Linked DNA regions of Mus musculus: regions 1, 3 and 4 are each linked to region 2. Evidence: chromatin loops called from intact Hi-C (ENCODE). Cell type or tissue: left cerebral cortex. All regions are shown on one strand. Each heading gives the region's core, and the rest is flanking DNA. Links, peaks and the distances in the headings are about the cores only.

What was found. Peaks named below come from ENCODE experiments on the same cell type or tissue, not always from the same donor. Only the 100,000 strongest peaks of a DNase experiment are listed, where the experiment ranks them.
Region 1: it touches region 2 in a loop (2.8-fold over the local background); 9 of 42 quality-filtered maps call a loop at or near these places.
Region 3: a loop joins it to region 2, with 7 times the contacts of the local background. A loop is called at or near these places in 10 of 42 quality-filtered maps.
Region 4: a loop joins it to region 2, with 7 times the contacts of the local background. A loop is called at or near these places in 25 of 42 quality-filtered maps.

Annotation. Positions count from the first base shown.
Region 1 is chr5:5,475,037-5,479,918 of GRCm38, forward strand. Pttg1ip2 (PTTG1IP family member 2) reads right to left here and starts at 4,107. Exons shown (of 7, transcript NM_001200025.1): 1 at 3,830-4,107. The coding sequence starts at 3,977. It overlaps Gm30325 (a long non-coding RNA gene), which reads left to right and starts at 4,131. Exons shown (of 5, transcript XR_868230.3): 1 at 4,131-4,233. In left cerebral cortex, for the core only: no CTCF peak of the experiment used is centred there; no DNase peak of the experiment used is centred there.
Region 2 is chr5:5,378,360-5,383,241 of GRCm38, forward strand. It overlaps Cdk14 (cyclin-dependent kinase 14), which reads right to left and starts at 1,892. Exons shown (of 15, transcript NM_011074.3): 1 at 1,676-1,892. The coding sequence starts at 1,766. In left cerebral cortex, for the core only: a CTCF peak has its summit at 2,358 (motif pointing left); DNase peaks (open chromatin) are centred at 1,208, 1,874 and 2,258; H3K4me3 peaks cover 1,885 bases.
Region 3 is chr5:5,264,788-5,269,669 of GRCm38, forward strand. All of the region lies in intron 2 of Cdk14 (cyclin-dependent kinase 14), which reads right to left. Among named protein-coding and RNA genes, the nearest start is that of Gm30151, 100 kb to the right of the region's middle. In left cerebral cortex, for the core only: a CTCF peak has its summit at 1,892 (motif pointing left); DNase peaks (open chromatin) are centred at 846, 1,229 and 1,893; H3K4me3 peaks cover 1,515 bases; H3K27ac peaks cover 1,748 bases.
Region 4 is chr5:4,959,700-4,964,581 of GRCm38, forward strand. All of the region lies in intron 10 of Cdk14 (cyclin-dependent kinase 14), which reads right to left. Among named protein-coding and RNA genes, the nearest start is that of Fzd1, 200 kb to the left of the region's middle. In left cerebral cortex, for the core only: a CTCF peak has its summit at 2,424 (motif pointing right); a DNase peak (open chromatin) is centred at 2,440.

The DNA of each region.
Region 1 (4,882 bases), core at 644-4,643, 97 kb after region 2:
GGAAAGTCTCTTGTTTACCATGTCATATGCCAGGTTTATTGGTCATGAGCCTTCAGGAATGGACTTCCATCTGCCTTCCATCTTGCCACAGATGGGGGTTACGGATGTAGGCTACCATGCGGTGATGCTTTACACGGGTTCTCCTGATCCCTGATCGTAGTCCTTACACTTGTATGTCAGGCGCTTTACCCGCTTCACATCTTCCAGGTCCCAGTCTAGGTCCTTGGGTTTATGTCTTCTGATTGGTTCCTTCCATAAAATCACATTTTTCTTGATTTCTAGAGCATCACTTTATCCTAGATTTTGTGGAATCTTGTTGCCCACTCTTTCAAGTCCTGTGCCAGTTTCTTCTACTCCATAATGTTGCTGATCCAGCAAATCTCATCTTCTTCTATGAGGGATACAATTACAAATGTCTAGAAACACCTGACCTTAATATTTGTGTCTAATTAACTATGGACCAAATCAAAACTTCCTTTTTATTGCCATTGCAATAAATAAATTATTGTTACTTAGGGAAGAAATTTTTTTCAAGAACAGCTAAGAGGAAAAAAAAGATAAACAATATTCTATTTACTAAATTCCTAGATGCTGAGAACTTGAAACTCTGATATTGCCACTTAAAAGTTAAGGGGCGTTCCTAGATATATAGCTTGCTTCTGCAACTGCTCTAGAACATGTGGGCACCTCGTATGCTTAGGAGCTACAGCAGCTGTCAATGCTGATAGCCTTGTCTAGGATATAAATATCTTCTATTGTCTGTTGATATTTTCTCAGAATAAAGACCTTTCCCACCCAGACTGAAAGGACTTAAGTAGCTATTCACGATAATTAATTCCCCCATCCTCTCTCCTAAGATCTTGAAGATAGGGTTGCTTAAATTTGTGAACTACTAAAACTTAATTCTCTTCAAAGGACAAAAAAGGTTACGATTTTCAACCTCCTCTTGTTTTTCATTTAGTATATTCCAGGAGTGAATTCCTTCATAGAAATCTTTTATGCTTTCCTCACTAGTATTTTTTTTTTATAACACTATGAGGGAATCTTACTCTTAAACTCAGAAGCAAAATTAAGGACAACTGTAGTATAACACCTGATAGCTCCAGACATGCTAACAGCAGCCCAAACGACCTGCCAAGTGCTCGCAGAAAATGTTTTTTGTGTTATCTAGGAAACAGCAGTTCCAAACTAAGGTTTTTGCAATGCAAGGATTCCAGCCAACTCCTACCACAGCATCTACAGAGCTATGCTGAGAAGGTGTTATTGATTAACCACCCTGCCTCCATCTTAAGCTTAGAAGCCATGTTTTAGTAGAGACAAACCGGGTTCATTCATGTTTATGATTAAACTCTGGTTCTCAAGGATTGAGCTATGCCTGATCTGTCAACTTAATTATAAATGGTCCTGTACTGCCTGTTCCAGGAAATGACAACTATGCCTTTGTTTCAAAAGATGATTCTGACCACCTGCGGTTATGACCACCTTATGCCCACCTTATAGCCATGACTGTTTCAGAGCGTTATGACTAAGTTGTTCTGCTTCTATAGCCCTGCCTGGTTCCCTACCAAATCCCCCAGTTAGAACCCTCTGTGTCTGAGGTTTAAAAACCTTGTTTTCCTCATGTCCAGTGTTGACCTGTCGAACTCCACCTTAGGGGGAGGCAGCCCATGTACATGAATAAGAACGCTTGCGTTATTGAATTGCTTGCTTTAATTATATGGGTCATGATGAGTTGTGTCAGTGACCTTTCTCCTGTCATCTTTGGGACTAACAGCTCTGGCCCTCACAGGCAGGGATCATATATAGTATATAGAAGTTGTTACAGAAGGCAAGTCATCATTTTTCACTGTGAGATCACAGTTCTCAGGGGTGATTTGAGTGAGGGAATGGGGCAGAGAGTGAAATTCAGAAGGCCTTTGCAAAGGCTACAAAGTTAGCATATGAAAAGAACAAGGTGGCAAAAATGAAGGCCAGAACAGCCTCCTTCTAATCCTTTCCCTTACTCCAATCTCTAGAGACCAGGAGACCAAGGCCAACTAGATTAGCATAGGTGGAGAGGCACTCTAGAGAGCCTAGATTATTACAATACCAACACGGTCTCCTGGATGGCATTGAGAAGCTAATGAGACATGAAGCACACAAAGCTGTGCATAGAACTGCATCAGGAGAGGAAAACCTACACTCTGCAGATGACACCCCAAACCATGTGCTAGCTGGTGTAAATACCCCAACTCTTTTCAGCTTGAAGTGCATCTTTTCTTAACAAACTAACTGTCCCTGCCTTTGTTGGAAAATGTTCTCTGCCCCAATGCTGCACTTGATCTGTTGACTTCCCACATAAATGTGTAATTTGTCAGATGTTCTTTCTTAAATAGTGCTTTTGCTGTATCCATTTTAAAAACATATTTTAGGTAAACAAGAGGTCATTAGTGTGTCATCATGGTTTGTTGAACTTCGTGCCAATATAAAATGCCACAGGCTCTTTTACTTGATTTTTAACTTGAAATCTCTCTATTTAATTTTAAAATTGCTATGCTTTTTGTTTAAGCTCAAGAGCAATCTTATTCATGTTTAAAAGGAAATGAACAGTGGCTGGAGAGATGGCTCAGTGGTTAAGAGCACTGACTGCTCTTCCAGGGGTCCTGAGTTCAATTCCCAGCAACCACATGGTGGCTCACAACAACCTGTAATGGGATTCAATGCCCTCTTCTGATATGTCTGAAGACAGCACAGTGTACTCACATACAATAAATAAGTAAATCTTTAAAAAGGAAAAGAACAAAACAATGCCCAAGGGAGGGAAGCTATAAATCTCAGTAGTTGGCCAAAGAAGGACAATGGAGAAAAGAAGGAAAAAGGACATGCTATTTGATCCAGCATGGAGGTCAGATACATGGCTGACACACAGCCTCACAGTGGGAATAGGAGAGGCCTTAGAGAAGTCAGGAGCCCAAAGTGTTGGGGAAAGCACGCTTATAAAAAAGAGATGTAAAGAGTTCAGGAGAAGTGGTCAGACTTGAGATTCACGCGTGCAGCTTTGTGAGCTGCTGCACCTGGGCAGGTACTCTGGGAAAACAAATTACATCATTTCAGGAAGGGACTAAGTGTTTTGTCTCTCTCTCTAGCTTGGCTTCCTAGGGATAGCCCCTTGGCCTGATGGATAGCCCCCTCAAATGGAATGCTGGGTCTCTACCCAAGCCATAAATTCCAACCTCTTGACCAGAAGTAATTTTTATCTTAATCTGTCTTTCCTGGTAACCCTAAAATCACATAGGAACCAGAATAAGTATGAGAGGTCCCCCAAGCAACATGTCTGGCCTCTGGCAATGAGGGAGTTGTCAAGATGGAGAAAATGGTCACTTTTCTTTGAAGTTCTTTTTTTTATTTTTTTTATTTTTTTTTTTATTTATTTATTATATGTAAGTACACTGTAGCTGTCCTCAGACACTCCAGAAGAAGGCATCAGATTTCATTACGGATGGTTTGGGAGCCACCATGTGGTTGCTGGGATTTGAACTCGGGACCTTCGGGAGAGCAGTCAGTGCTCTTAACACTGAGCCATCTTGCCAGCCCTGAAGTTCTTTTTATATTAAAACGGGTAGCCAGTTTATACCTCCAGCTCTCATCAATACAGTTTAGGTAGTAAAAGGAAGAACAAGTCCAATATTAACAAGATTTCCCCCAAAACATAAAGCTCCCTTAAACATGTCTTACCACCACCACCAAAAGGCAAATTTTGAAACGGACAATTGAGCCAGTCAGGATACCCCAACCAAAAAGCCAGTGGGGTACAGCCATAGCACTGTGCCTGATTTCACAAGTCACTCACCCTTTTCAACGTATTTTGCTTCGATTTTCCGCTTCCAGTGATGGTGGGTTTTAGTCTTATGGTCAGATAAGTTGAAAATCAGCTGGATGAGAGCTACAGAGAGGAAAACGGGCAGGAGGATGTGGCTCCATGCCCTCAGCCAGCACATGGCTCCTCTCCCCCTTTGGGTACCGGACTAGACAGGATAATCCTGCTCAGGGAACCTGCCCAGCCCTGGGCGCTGGGCCCTCCTGTTCTGACCCTTTCATGCCAGCATAATTAGCAGAATCTTAGAATGTTCTGGCTAGAATAAGAACTTCAAGATCACACTCCGGGTGTGCACTAGTCTCAAGCCCTGAATACCACGTGCAGTTTGTCCGCTGGACTTGATCAAGGTCTCTTTCTCTGCCCTCAAAGCCTACTTGGTTTGTTTGTTTTGTTTTTCTGACATATTGTTGATTTTTGATGAAAGGACTAAGTTCTAATTTCCAATGTCCATAATATATAAAGTGGTTTGCCATTCAGGATAGCATGCCTCAGATATAAATGAATCTCTACGATCTTACCCTGCTCGGTGTGGTACACAGGAGGCTGTGAAACTCACTGTCTGAAAACTTCTAGTCCTGCCCTTGACTTGGCTGGGACAGTTGGTGTGTTCTAATGCAGTTGGTCAACATATGGTGTGTTTTAGGTAGTATACAGATGAACCTCTTATTTTCATAATCTTTTAGTAGTTAAAATATACAATGACAAGGATATAAACTTTCCCCTTTAAGGTAAATCTATGTTTTAAAAAAATGAACTTTCAGATATATAATAATTGTACACAATTAAAGGACAAGGCAGGCATTGGGGGAGGTTGATCCAGAACGACTGGGCCTGGAGCACTCCTGACTCCGTGTGAGCATGGAGAGTGAACGCTAAGTGATGGGAGACGATGGCAATGTGTCCTTCAGCAATGACCATTCTGTTTGTTTTTAAAAATGGATGATGGAATGGTTTCCCATATTCCTCACATATTTATGATCTATATTGTGACTTACTAATGAAGTATCTACTATTGACCCGTAAGAA
Region 2 (4,882 bases), core at 444-4,443:
TTAGACTCAGAAGGGAGCTCTCACACGACTAAAGCCGAGGAATCCAGGAAGCCCAATTAACTATAATATCTACTGCCAACACTGCAGTTAATCCAAACAGTACTGATTGGCCATCAAACCCTAAAATTATTTAAACATACAGGATTTTTATATTATTACCCTTGGTTTCTTACTGAGACTCAACTGCAATGAATTATTTAACACAAAACTGGAGGGGCTCCAACGGAATCATTAGCATTAGTAACTATCTAGCTAATGTGCTTTAGAACAGGCCCTAATGGACTCCAGAACCCGCCTGGGTGGTGTTTTGGGTCCAGCCCTGAAACATCCTTGTTAATAATGCACAGACTCCACACCTCACTCTCACACTCCTCTTGGCTTCAAACTTCACTTGAATGTAGGACTCCACACTCACAGGCCTAACTCAGAAAAATGAGTCTGTGTACATTCAACGCATGTAATAAGTAAAGGCACGACTAATATGACTTCTGCACATGATTTACAGTGTTCTCAGGAAAAGCAAAGTGTCAAACAAAATTGATAATAATAATAATAATAATAATAATAATAATAAGCTTGACTAAATATTTATCCATGTTTTCATAGTTCATTGTCCATACATGCAAACTGTCTTCAGACTGCAGACACTCACTGGCACATCAGGGCTTTAAGGAATTAGCTTATGATTAATTAATTAACTTTCACTAACATAACAGGTGAGCCAAAGGCCAGAAGGTATGCTGGGACACTCCCATGTGTTGGCTTGGGGCTTATAGGATTCCCTTGCTTTGCACAGTTACCTGTATCAAAGAAAGTTAAGGACCAAAGTTTAGGTAGCAGCTATGCCTCCAGGTTTACAGGCACTTTCTGCCACCAACACTCAAGATTCAACAAACCCATTCCACCGGACACAGCTGTCATCTTGCTGCAGCCTATAGCATGTATTCATTAAGTATCCTAAACATTCCTTGAGCGTTTTGTTTTGTTTTGTTTTGTTAATGCTGTGTGTTTATGCTCTGTTAAGTTGGTTGATTTTTTTTTTAAAGAAGACAATAGCCTCTGGACTGCACTAATGGAGCAAGTTCAGGAGACATATTCATAAATGTCTCCACAACTTCACAGCTCACCCTTCACCACAGCAGCTGGAAGGTTTCAAGACCTACAAACCGAACACCCAAACCTCCAATTATAGGACCCGGAGTACGGAACAAAAGGTCCCAAGGTATCTGTCCCACTTCCTCTAGGTTGAGTACATTAAACAACATCAGGCACATGTCAACGTTTCAACAATTCCCAAAGCTAAATTATTGGCTAAGCACTTAAAACCAACTCGCTTTAAGTAACCTAGGTGGCCACAGAAACCCGATGGCGGTGGGGACCGGGTGTTCCCTCTCCGGTTCACTGCGGGCGCCAAAGATACTATTGGCGGGGAGGAGGAACTCAAATTGGAGGCTTAAGACAGTCCACGAACGAAGCCCAGGTCCTGGGGGCAGAGGGATGGCCCTCCAGCTGGTCCCTGCCCTAGCCTGGAGTCCTCTCCTTCATCCCTGGTTCGCAGCTCACCCCGAGGTGGCAGCCGCCTGGTTGGTGCCCGGAGCACGGAGTGGGCGCGGGGACTGAGGGAGCGAGCCCCGGGATCGCCCGCAGGACACTGGGGACAGTCGACTACACTCACCGATGCGGCTGAAACTCTCGGACAAAGTTCTCCTCAACTTCTTCATCTTGCCGATCTTCTCGGCCGGCTGCGGTTCAATGAGGTCGCACATCTGGGCGGCGTAGGGCCCCGGCAACTTCGCGAAACTGGTCCAGCGCAGCGCAGCGCAGCGCAGACAACGGCGGGCGAGGGCGCGCGGCGCGGGGAAGGCGGCGCCTCGTCCTGCTCCTCCGCCTCCGCCTCCTCGCGGGCCGCGGGCGACGCGCAGCGCTCGCCAGGCTGCGGGGCTCGGGCCTGGGCCGAGGCTGGGCGCGCGGGGGCGTCTTACGTGGTGCCGGGGGCTGCCGCCATCCCCGCCGCCCGGGGGCCCCCGCGCTGCGCGGCCGCCCGCCGCATTTTCCCTCCTTTGTAAGCAAGAGCCGCGCGGCCGCGGCCGGAGATGGGGGTCCGCGGACGAGGAGGCGCAGGCGGCTGCGGACCGGGCGAGCGGGACAAGTTCCCCAGCCCGAGGGGCGGCGCTGCACGGAGACCTGCGACTGCCCTCGCCGGAGGCCTGGCGCCCGGGACCCCCGCGCGACCCCGCGCCGCGCTCCGGCTCCGAATCCGACTCCGACTCCCAGGCCTCCGCCGCCCTCCCGGACCCGCCGCGCCCGGGCGGCGCCCCCTCCCGGCCGCCCGCGCTCCGCCCGCCGCGGCCGCGCTCCTTCCGCGCGCTCCGGGACCGCAGCCCGCAGGCGGGCCAGTCCACCCGGTGCGGTCCGTGTTGGCCCACGACCCGGAAATGTTGGGGAGTGTCCGACGAGGTGCTCGAAGACCTTGGGGACGCATTCGGGTTTAGGATAGACTTTATGGCGTGGGGTGGTTGGTTTTAATTTGCAGGGAAAGTGGGTGCTCCAAAGGGCAGGAGAGGCCCCATTTTATTGGGGTACAGTGCAAAAGCTGAAAATGCTCCCCACCCCGGAACTTCTAGAAGTCAGGGCACCTGCGTTTTGCCTCAGCCCTGTCTCTGGGTGACAGGAATGTCACTGTGGGTGACTCCTCAGCAGGATACTCTGGTCATCGGTAAACTTACAACCTATTGTCACCTCCTTTCCCCACTTCAGTGAATGAACTTGAAAAGGATCTTAAGAGTGGCTTTTTTAAAAAGCCCCGGGACAAACAGTTCCGGCAGAAAACAGTCTTTTTTTTTTTCTAATAAATGAGGTGCTCCAAACGTCAGTCTCCCAGGGGAGGGTGAAGGAAGATGGGGGTTGGCCTGGTGTACTGATTATGGGCCAGCAAAGTCCTTATGAAAGAAACGTTAGTGATCTTGAGTCATCTGGCTGGGTAAGTAATAGGAGCTTTTGTGGGTGTGACAATGCTGTTTAGTTTAAAGGAAGTTTTGGGGAGTTTGTGTTTTGTCGAAAGATGTTTATCTTAAAACAAAAACTAGCCCCCTGCCTTCCTTAAATTGTGAGGTAGAACACTGATTTGTTCTGCCCTGTGCTGAGCACATTACAGGGTTTTGGTAGATTGCCACTGATAAAAAGCTGCTAGCTAGTCAAGCCAAGCCCCTAACAGGAGAGAGCCAGGAATCCATAGCAAAGTCAAGAGAGTTTAAACGCAGGGATGTTGGGTCCTGACAGCCATATCTCAGTAATTACAGAAAGCACCAACTGTGGCTTCATGCAGGAAAAAAAGTTTTATTGACATTTACCACTTGGTCAGACTAATTAGAAAATTAGCAGTTACAACTGAACTCACAGAGAGAGAAACAGAGACAGAGTGAGACACAGAGACACAGAGAGATAGAGACAAAGAGAAAAAAGAGACGGAGAGAGATCCAAACACTGATGCCTTCTTCCAGTCAACAAAGTTGAAAAAATAGCTAATGATAAAACCTTAGAGCGCTATGTATCTGCAGCTGTACTGCTGTCTCCTTTAGAAATGTCTGATCTGAGTACAGAGAGACACAGGCCCAGTGTCGTGGCTCAGTAGTGAGTGTTTGCAGCCGGCATGCTTTGTGTACGTGTGCTGTGCGTGTACCTGCACGTGCATGGGTGTGATAGCCTTTGTGTACATGTGCTGTGCGTGTACCTGCACGTGCATGGGTGTGATAGCCTTTGTGTACATGTGCTGTGTATGTGTACCTACACGTGCATGGGTGTGATAGCCTTTGTGTACATGTGCTGTGCGTGTACCTGCACGTGCATGGGTGTGATAGCCTTTGTGTACATGTGCTGTGTATGTGTACCTACACGTGCATGGGTGTGATAGCCTTTGTGTACATGTGCTGTGCGTGTACCTGCACGTGCATGGGTGTGATAGCCTTTGTGTACATGTGCTGTGCATGTACCTGCACGTGCATGGGTGTGATAGCCTTTGTGTACATGTGCTGTGTGTGTACCTGCATGTGCATGGGTGTGATAGCCTTTGTGTATGTGTGCTGTGCATGTACCTGCACGTGCATGGGTGTGACATCCTTTTTACCTTCCCAATATTTCTAATATTCTAAACTTTGAAAAGCCAGTTTACAATCTATGCATACAAAGCTATTGTTTGTGACCGTTTTTTAAAATAACATGAACTTGTGTCACTATATCTAGGGTTAGTAGGGGAAAACATTTAATATTAAGCTGTGGCAAAATATGCAAAATATATATATACATTTCTGAAATTTACGAAATTTCTGGAAACAAAAGGAGAAACTTAAGAGAATATTCTAGATGGGGCACAACTTTGTCCTTAGACGTTATACTTGAAAGTAGAATCTGAGTATTTTGCCCCCCAAATGCATTAATTTTATGTTGCAAAAATACTAACTTACAACATCATGGGTATTAATTTCCCTTTTCTGTCTCGACTCCAGACGTCCAGCCCTGTGCACTAAAGCAGAGCAGTACATCTGGCAGATGAGACCTGTGTCCAGTGACAAGCCAAGTGAACCCTGGCAACTGAATAGCCAGCTTTCTGCTCCATGTTTGTACGACACTGGCACGTTATGCAGGAAGCCTACAGAATAGAGAAGGAAATTAACTTCATGCTTTTGAGATATGTGTACTTCTGTTTAAGGGTTCAACGTGTGTGTGTGTGTGTGTGTGTGTGTGTGTGTGTGTGTGTGTGCGTGCGTGCGCAACATCTGAAGACAAGGACATAAGCTTATCTAGGGACTAATTGGCAAGTGCTGACTCAACCAAATTCACCAGTGCAATGTGGTAGGCCGGAAGAAGTTGGCTGTGGATCCAGGAT
Region 3 (4,882 bases), core at 353-4,352, 110 kb before region 2:
TTTGGTGTAGCCTGTCTACTAGCCCAGCCTTTCTTGTATGCAGGGGTTCTCCATCAGCATCTATAATGCTAACAGCCCACTAGTAGAGCTAGCTGGCACTTCAAGCAGAACTGCATGAAGAATTATCACTTCTATGCAGGAGAGCAAAACCATTACAGGTATAAAGATGCCAAGTGGCAACACCCTGACCTCTACTCAGAAACACACACTCAAAGCAGGTGCATGTCAGGGCTCGAGGAGGAGAAGGGGTAAGGTGATCAGAGAAGCAGCCCCGGATTTCTAGTATAGTAGAGATATCAATTCTACTCAGACCCAATCCAGCTAAATTCACAGACATCAGTTTACCCAAAGGAAAAGTGGTCTCCCGTCCTTCAGTTGATTGACTCAGAGGGCATTCAGCTAAGCATAGCCAGGCAAAACCATATGCAAGATCTCTTTAAGCTATAAAAAAAAAAAAAAAGGTAGACTAGTTTCCAAAGAAATCAGACTCGGCTATGGCAAAGAAGCAGTCACTGAACATTTTCTTCATCTTATCTGCTCCTGGTGTTTACAAACTCCAGGCAATAGCCTTGGGAGCCTCCGGGGATTCGCTGAGTAACCCCGTCGGATCCTTAATTTAAATACCCCATTATCAATCTCTGCTGGTTTTGGCAGTTAAATAGAATCGACTGAGTGGCATGACATGCACAGAATGAATCCTTTTCAAGTTGTAAACGAGTGAGTCAGGATTCAGACTTGCCGAGATGCTCCAAATTAAAGCCCTTGCTATGATTCAGGCATGCTCTGTCTTACCGTTTATGCTGTTGTCTCTCTTGAGCCGGATTCACCTGGAACTCCTTAACATATCTCTAGCAATGTGTTTGCACCAAGCCAGCCTCAGACAGCAACTGAATTCACATCTTTCTGCACTAGCAAGCTGAAATGGTACGGCCGTACTACAACCAAGAAAGGGGGAAGCACAAAAAATTCCAGAGATCACCCAGAGAAGCTGATCTCAGTGGAGCAAGACCAAAAACAAAAAAACAAAAAAACAAAAAAACAAAACAAAAAACGTTTCAGAAGAGCACAAAGAACATGCTAACAGTCGGTCTTGAAAGCTTTAATAGGTCAATTTTTTTTTTCCCTAGAATGATCTCTTTTCTTCCTCCAAACACGATGGACTTGCCTGTGGGGTTCCCAGGAAGGCAGAGTGAGCGGGCTCTGCAGCAGCATTGCAGCCAGAGGAACCACGCATATGCTGTCCAGGCAATCCACTACACCCTGTCTCTCCAGAAAGATATTGATTTGCAATGCAGTGCTGCTTCAAAAGCATACAGAACGGGAGGCAGACAGCTCGCGGTAATTGCACATGAGGAAAAACATTTAATCAAAGGGATGCACTTTATCCTGCTCAATTCAATTTTTAAAGGCACTAGAGAAAGCCAGAAAGTATCCTGAGTGACAGTGCCATTAAATCATCATCTGAGGTCCTAGAGAAGGCCAAGTTTAGGCTACCAGCGTTCATGTTACAAATGCTTGGGAAATGGTTTGATGTGTCTATATGCATAACGTTTGTCATATGTAAATGAGGCATAATGAGGACTCTAAAATTACCATGCACCAAATGCAGGAGGTTAGATTTTTTTTTTTTTTTTTTTTTTTTTGCACAGGTGTAGCACTTACTGAACCAAAGTGACAGTTGCATAATTATGAGCCTGAAGAATTACTGATGGGCTTAGGACCCATGACAGCATCAAAAAACAAAACAAAACAAAACAAAAATCCAAAAAACAAACAAACAAAACAAAACAAAACCCTGCAAACCAGGGCATGCAATCTTTAAGTAAATTGTGCCAAGTCATGCCAGAGGGTACTGGGTGGCAAAGGAAAACTAACTGCTACTCTCTTAGCGCCCCCTACAGGAGAGAGGCTGATCTCTCCCTCATACTTGAACTAGGATTTTCTATGCCTGGAAAGAGAAGCACCATGGTTCAAAAATTAGAGTAAGGTACAGCAAAACTGAAAAATAACTTACAGAAGAAATTTTAAAATAACATGGTAATCTATAATTATAAATATTCAATTTTATGGTAAATTTAGTAATGAGAGACGGTAACTACTGTGCTAATGGTGAGTGGCCAGTACTCCCCAGGCGCTGGGCTTGAGTCTGTGTGTTGCCAGAGGCTGAGGAAGAGACCATTCACCCATCACAGCCCAGTGGATACAAATGAAACACTTCTCCTTCATAAGACGTCATCCTCATCACTCCAAATATCACCTGAGAAATAATCAACTTGATTTTTTTTCTGCAACATGAAAGAAAAAATAAAATATAAAAAAATAAAATTTTCATTTAAATAAAAACTATTATGTGCTTTTTTCTTTATCAAAGCTAAGAAATAAACACTTTTGGGGGAGGGGTGCGTATGCATAAATATGCTTTGGCAAGCCACAAGTCAAGTTCAGATGCTGTTTCTCGGAAGCTGTCCACCTTTTTTTTTCCCCCTCAGTTTCTCACTGGTCTAAACCATTTCCCCAGAGCTAAGGTAATAAAACCTCATGTGCTGCCATGCCAGGCTTTACACAGGTTCTGGTATTGCATGGCAAACACTTTTCTGATGAAGGTAGCTGCCCACCCCAAGTTTTTCCCTAATATCAGAAAGTATTTTAATTGTGTGAACCACGTGCCTGAAGAGTAGTGGTCGTCCAAAACATCTTTAAGGCCTTGAGATTCTCGATAGGGTTGCTCATCCTTCCAATGCACAAACTCTTCTTTGGCAAAGCCAACACTGCTTCAAATCTGAATCATGTAGGATTTAATTATCTGTCACATCCTAAAATGCTCTTTTATTATTGCTACTGTCCCCATTTTAAGGCTCTGAGTACAAACCATGCCAATCACCGGCTTTTTTCATTACTCTGTAACACAAAGCGAGGCCTCTAAAAACATTGATTAATTCTTAAACTAACTCATCAATTTTTCCCAACTCCATGTTTTGGGTCTAAAATTATCTTAGGTAAACTCCTTCCCACAATTCAATGCTTAGGTTCCATGTCAGCTTAGTCACTTGGCCACAACAGTTCTTATGGTTTGTTCTTCCTGAAACTGTGGGTGAACTAATGTGGTATGCAAAGGGTTAATGCGACAAACCATAAAAATAACAAAACAAAACAAAACAAAACAAAACAAAACAAAACAAAACAAAACACCTCTCTATTTACTCCACAAGCATGCACTTGTATACACAGCACTGTGAACAGCTACATACATTCTCTACATCCAAGGAACTAAAGGAATGATGACAAATAAAGTGCCTACTATTCACAAGGACCTGAGACATATAACAGGTCATATTAATGTCTTAACATTACAGACATATAAACGCATAGCAAGCAAGACATGAAATTATCTGTAATAATCAAATACCAAAATTAAATTTGCAAGTAGATTAGGCTAAATCTAACTCAAAAAGAAACTTCAGATAATGATTTCAAACACTTATAAAAGCTATCCGAAAATGATTCTAAATAAGTAAAACAAGTTATAATAATGTAATAAAACATGCTTATTATTCTTCTAACAGAAGGTCTCATTATGTAGCCCTGGATGGCCTTCAATGGTCCATGTCTGCCCTCAAACATTTCATCCTCATGCCCCAGACGCCAAGCATCCCTGGCGATGTAAGTTTTTGACATAAGCTCCCTGCTGTATCTCAGGAGACTCTTTAGAGTAAGTAACATAAATCTGAGGAGCCTGGGCTCTGCTTGGATGGGAAAAGCACGTGAGCAGCCACGTGAAGCCTCAGCCGGAAGCTGGCTGAGCCGATGGCCAAGCACAGTGGCAGCAAGAAGGTTCAACAGTAGAGCTTAAATGGTCGTGTGTCGCGTACCAGGAAATCGGGCATTTTATCCCATGGGAAATGGTGGTTGCCTTGATTCAAAATGTCCATCTTAAGGGAATTATAGACAGATAGTGGGCTAGGTGGGGCTTTTCAGTTTTTAACAAGGAACTGGTATAGAAAATAAATCTGGACAAGGAGGAAAGGGAAGACATTCTGGAAGCAAGGACAAATTTCTGGACAAGACCGTAAAGAAGGCAACGGAATTAGGGGGTGGACAGATAAAGAGGTGTTTCAATGCTTGCTATTGACTGGACTGGACATGAGGCCCAGTAAAATGGGGGGAGCTCAAGTTTAGTCCTGAAATTCTAACATCACAAGGAGAAAGTGGGGGCATAAACAACCAACGGATACGAAGGAAAGGCGGCCGGTGGAGAGGAAGAGGTGTTCTGGCAAAGGCATGTGTGCGTTCATGCTCAACAGCACACGGCTTGCTACATGCCTTCACTCATTCCCCTAATATCTGGGGTGAACCAAGGTGCTAGTCCACCTACTTCTAAATCAAAGGAAAATGAAGCCAGAGATAAATGCTTGCAACCAGCCTCAGTCCACCTGAAACTAGAAGATAAACCATTTGTTCCTCAGGCAGGCAGCCATTGGCTGGGCCTGAAGAGCAAGGGCTCCAGGCAGGGCTGGGCGCACTGACTGTGCAGAACTGAGCCTGTTCAGTCAAGCCAGCCATTTTCCACTTCCTCAATGCTGACAACTGCTACAGCCATCTTCACCGTTGCTCTTCTCTCTGCCCTACCACGGTTCTGACCTGCCAATCACTGGCCCACTCTGCTGGCCCTAGCTCTACTTAACTGGACTTCAGCAACTACCTCAGCATAATCTTTCCTCTCCATCCCTAGCCTGCTGCCCTAGCTCTGCACATTAATTTGCTTTGTTCTTCTATTTATCTTCACACAAGAACCCCACCACCACCACCCAAGAATCAGGGGCTTCTCTATGTTAGTCCTGGGTCTTCCTGACACTTTATAAATTGCAGAAGAGCTGCTGGTGAC
Region 4 (4,882 bases), core at 450-4,449, 420 kb before region 2:
GTTCTGAAGTCTGGACATCTGTGCCCTCTCCATGTAATTAGCTGCTAATTAATTTTTCAGTCCTGTGTTGAAACCTTGTTCTCAGGTCAAGTCCCACGACCTGTGCACCAGGGCAGGATTCCTGTCATACGCAACACCACAGCTTCATAGCAACTGCCACAGATTAAATTTTAGCAAGTGTTTACTTTGCACTCTGATTTCTTTGTTTGTTTTCTCTTTTACTTTCTATTTCTTTTGCCTATCAAGTCTACGGCATAAAGTGGGCACTAAATATCTATTGAATAAACTACATAGACTTGAACTGGTATCAGGAGGAGCCCATGACTGAACTCAGTCGCCTTCAAAATAAAGGCTGTACAAGGTGTGTGTTTCCCATGCTATTTAACTCTGTACTCCTAAAGAACAGAAACGAATGCTCTCGTTTCCTTCTAAAAACCGGACAGCCAGGTGACTGAAGAGAAAGGCTGCGTACAGGGCTCCAGGGAAGAAGGTTTAGTACGTGTCCACACTTGTCCACAAAGAGCATCCACCTTCCATCGCCTGAGTGTCATCGCCACGTGAAATGCAGGACAGGACCACTAAGGCTGTCCCTTTACATAGGGGACTAGGTGAAGCCAAGAATTCCTATGAAATTACTCTAAACATGACAAAGTTCATCCCGTGAGAAATTCATTGATTATATTTTACACAAACTGCAAATGCAATGGGCCCTCTTTCTGAATGCAGTGGCAAGGAGCTGCACTGTAACTTGCGCAGTGTATGTCACCTTTAGCGTAGTTGGTTGTTATTCCCTGATGCACCTTGCTGCCCCCGAGAAGCACAGGGAAAGGCTGCTGAGCTACAAAGTGGCTCAGTTCAAGAGCAGATCACTTGGCAAGGAAGACAACGGTCTTGGTCTCAAGAGCTGAACTTCCTGGCTCCCAGAGGACCGGGAAGTCTCCAGGAATCCCCTTTGTCATTCTTTCCCTTTCAGCACACACATATATGAAAATGTGTCTGGGCGGGTATGTATCGTGTAAGTGTACCCATATATACACACCAGCCCCCTCTTCAGCATTTCATCAGTGACTTGACGTGGAAATAGAGGAATTGTGTAGCTGGCCTTTGCTACTTTGTGGGTTCTTCTTTTTTCCACCCTTTATCCCCTCGGTTTCACTCCCTAATACTAGATAGGAGAGAAACAAGGATAGAATAAAAAGAAAGCCCTGCATCTAACTTATTTCTTTGGTTTTTCTTTGGCTATGGCTACTAACAAGCCTCAACCAACCTCCCTTAATGACCAACTACCACCTCCCCTGCATCTCGGGAGCCTAGCATCTATGCATCTTCTGGAAACTTCCCAGAATTCCAAAGGTTACACAACTGCAGAAAATTATCTGCAGTTGTCAAGACCACACTTCTGTTAGCGCACTGGGCAAGTCATAGTCAGCTGCTGTGGATAACGAAGCAGCCCCACACCCCTACACCAGGGATTAAAACAAAAGCACATTCTTATAATATTTCTGTATTTTCAAAAGAAACCAAAATCCCAGAATTCTCAAAAAATGTCACTACAGAGCTGTTTTACACTTTTAGATGAACAGAGCAGAGGAGGTTGGTGGGCTGGGGATATAGCTCAGGGTGTGCAGTATGCACTCAGCATGCACAAGACCCTAGCTTAAATCACAAATGCCCCCCAAAGTGGTGAGGGTGCTTAATATTTAGCAAAGCAGAAACAACTGTCCACCCAGTGCAGCGGAAGCTGGCGACAATACGCGTAAAGGCCAGGCCTCATGCTCTACTCAGTGCTCCATGATGGAAAGAGACATAAGCTACACTAAAAACAAAAGCCCATGCTGAGCCCCTGATGCTTGCACTTGGTATCCACACTGAACATGGGAGTGGCCAGCGACTTTTTCTAATCAAATGAATACAAGGAAGGTAAGATCTCAATTGTTGGGTCAGTTGATAACTCCCATTGGGTTAAAAGTCCTATTTGCTTACTGGCTTTTTGGAAGCAAACAGCTATGGTCGGAAGATTTAGAGACAAGAAGCTGTGGTTGACCTAAGCCAACAGCCAGCAAAAAGCCTAGCCAGTCATCACTCCAATAGCCAGCTGGAAACTGTTTCCAGCAACCACATGAACTTGGATGTCTACCCTTATCCAGTTACCTTAGTTAAACTTGCAAGCCCTAGCAGATTCATTGATTGTATCTTTGTGAAATCAGGAAGCAGAGGAAACATCTTGTCCAAGTCTGGAAACTCCCAACCCACAGAAATTTTGAGGCAATAATCATGCATTGATTTGGTAAGATTTTGGTGATGCTGTTACACAGCAAAGAAGAGCTTGGGCTGTGTCTGGTGTGAGGAATATGGCAGTAGGAGATCCTGCACAGGAAAATGACTGAAGAAAGAAAAGGCAGAGAGCATTACATAGAAACGACCAGTAGGGGGAGCCTAGAGACCGAGCAGTAAAAGCTGCCTAAGCACGGGCCTCAGACAGGGGCTGGAATTACTCGCTGGAGGCTCAGCTGCACTGGATTGAAAGGGAGGATGTTTCCAAATATTTGCAGTGTTTTCACCATGGCCAACGTCTAGATGGAAAGGAACCCGAGTAAGGAAGTAAGTGCAGCTTCTGGAAACTGCGCAGTACAGAATCAGATAGCAATGGTGAGGCTCAGCAGAGCTGGCCACACCACGGACTCCTCTATAAGCATGGAGAAAATATCCATTAAAACAACAAGACAAAGGAGACTATGAAGATATCCATGCAAGTATGGGGACTTGGCATGTGCTGGGAAGGCAGAGACACGTAATCCCTGAGGACTGCTAGGCGAGCTGTACAGGCGAGCTGGCGAGCTCCGGTCTTAGTGAGAGACGCTGTCTCCACCTACAAGGTAGAGACCGAGGAATGACAGTCAACATCTACCTTTGTCTGTTATGCCCATGTGAACACATGTATACATGCAATCATGTACATGCGCATATACACAGATGCACAAACAGATCAAAATGAAGGAGAGAGCTGAGGAAATATCTCCGTTAGCAAAGTACTCGCTATGTGAACATGACGACATGAGTTAGATCCCAAAACCCAGTTAGATGTGGTAGTTCCATGTTTGTAATCTCTGTGCCAGGGAGGCAGGAACAGGAGGCGAGATCCCTTGGGCTTGCTGGCCAGCCAGTCTGGTTTGCCTGAGTTCCAGAGACAGACCATGTCTCAAAACTCCAAGGTGGAAGATTCCTGAGGAATAACAATTGAGGTCCTCTGGCCTCCACACGTACACGTACACGTACACACATGAACGAAGTACACACATGAACGTGTACCAATGCATAAACTGCACACACTTGTGCGTGTGCACATGCTCTCTCTCTTGTGTACACACACACACACACACACACACCCCAAAATATTTACTGAGATATTCACACTCCAAACAATCACTTTAACTGGCCCAAAGGAGAGCAAAGATATGTCAACTATCCTAAACTCACAGATAATATGCTAGGCCTGGGGCCTCTGACTGCCCCAGTCTAACTACCTAACCCACCCTCAGGGGCTTCTGATAAATGACTTGTAGATTTGATTGATTGCCTAAGTCTGGGTCCAGAGGCCACAAAAGATTTGCAGAAGAGAGACCAAACAGCTGTTAGAAAACCCGAGGAGAAACACAACCAACCAACTTAAAAATTATTTCAGAAAATGTCTTGTAGAACCAGAGTCCTCCAACTAGAGCAGCTCACTTAAAATATTTTGTTTCCATCTTCTCCAGTGTCTCCATCTTTCTCTTCCCTGTTGCTTTGAATGCCTGTCTGCTTAAACGGGATGCCCTCACTGCTTCACTGTTGTCTCAGTGACTGCTTTGCAGAGTGAGTGAGTTACTGTAACAGGGCCTCAGACAGGATGAGATGTGCAATGAGATGTGCAGGCAGCAGCCAGTGGGACAGCTCTGCACTGGGGGTGGGGGTGGGGGTTGAGCATAATCTCCATACAAATGCAGCCTGCCCACTGGAGCACCACAGCAGAGCTTCCAAGGGACCCAACAAAAGGATCTGGGGACAGGAGCACTAGATAGGAGCTCGGTTACTCACTATGTATTCCTTCAAGTAGCAGCAGTGTGGGGGCAGGTGGAACTGTGTCACCAGGCAGAAAAACTGGTAAGGTCAAGTTGATGAAGGAACCGGGATTCCTGTCCTGGAACACAGTGACCACCAAGACATCCCACTAAGAGGACCAGGACAACTGGTCAGGTAGCGCAGAGCCCAGAGCTCTCCATACTAATGAGGTATTTAGATGGCTTGGACTTGAGGGCTTAGCTAATAAATACTTTTTGCACGAAGCAAAAAGTATTTAATCTCTGGTCCACTCTGAGTAAGTTGTATACATCCATTTTCTATCATGAATAAACACTTTGGACAAGCAAGGACTCTCCTTCCTCAAAGACCACCAATTGAGGAAGTCTTAGTCAATACAGAGCCATGCTAAGTCTCCTGCTGAAGGCCTCTCTGCACTCCTGACACCCACTCTGGGCTAAGCAGGATTTCCTCCACCCCACTCATCTCAGGCCCATGGTTACCCCCACCCCTCTTTCTCAACTACTTGCAGTTCCTAGCAGCATTTGAGTACCCATGCATTAGAGAACTGCAGCCTGGCCCCAGCCTGCACCGTTTCTCACCCAGAGAAGCTCCGGCCGGGGCCCCTATCTTATGCTATGTTTCACCTCCCCTGAACAGCATGCCCCATGAGCCCAGCACCCAGATGATGGTGAGAAATGAATGTAGCCTCAACCTCTGCACTTCATCTCCCCGAATGGTGTTCACACACCCCAGTGGTGAGGTGACGCGCAGAACCACACAGCATCAGGGTGGCTCTGGAGTTAGAAGCTACAACAGCACAAAC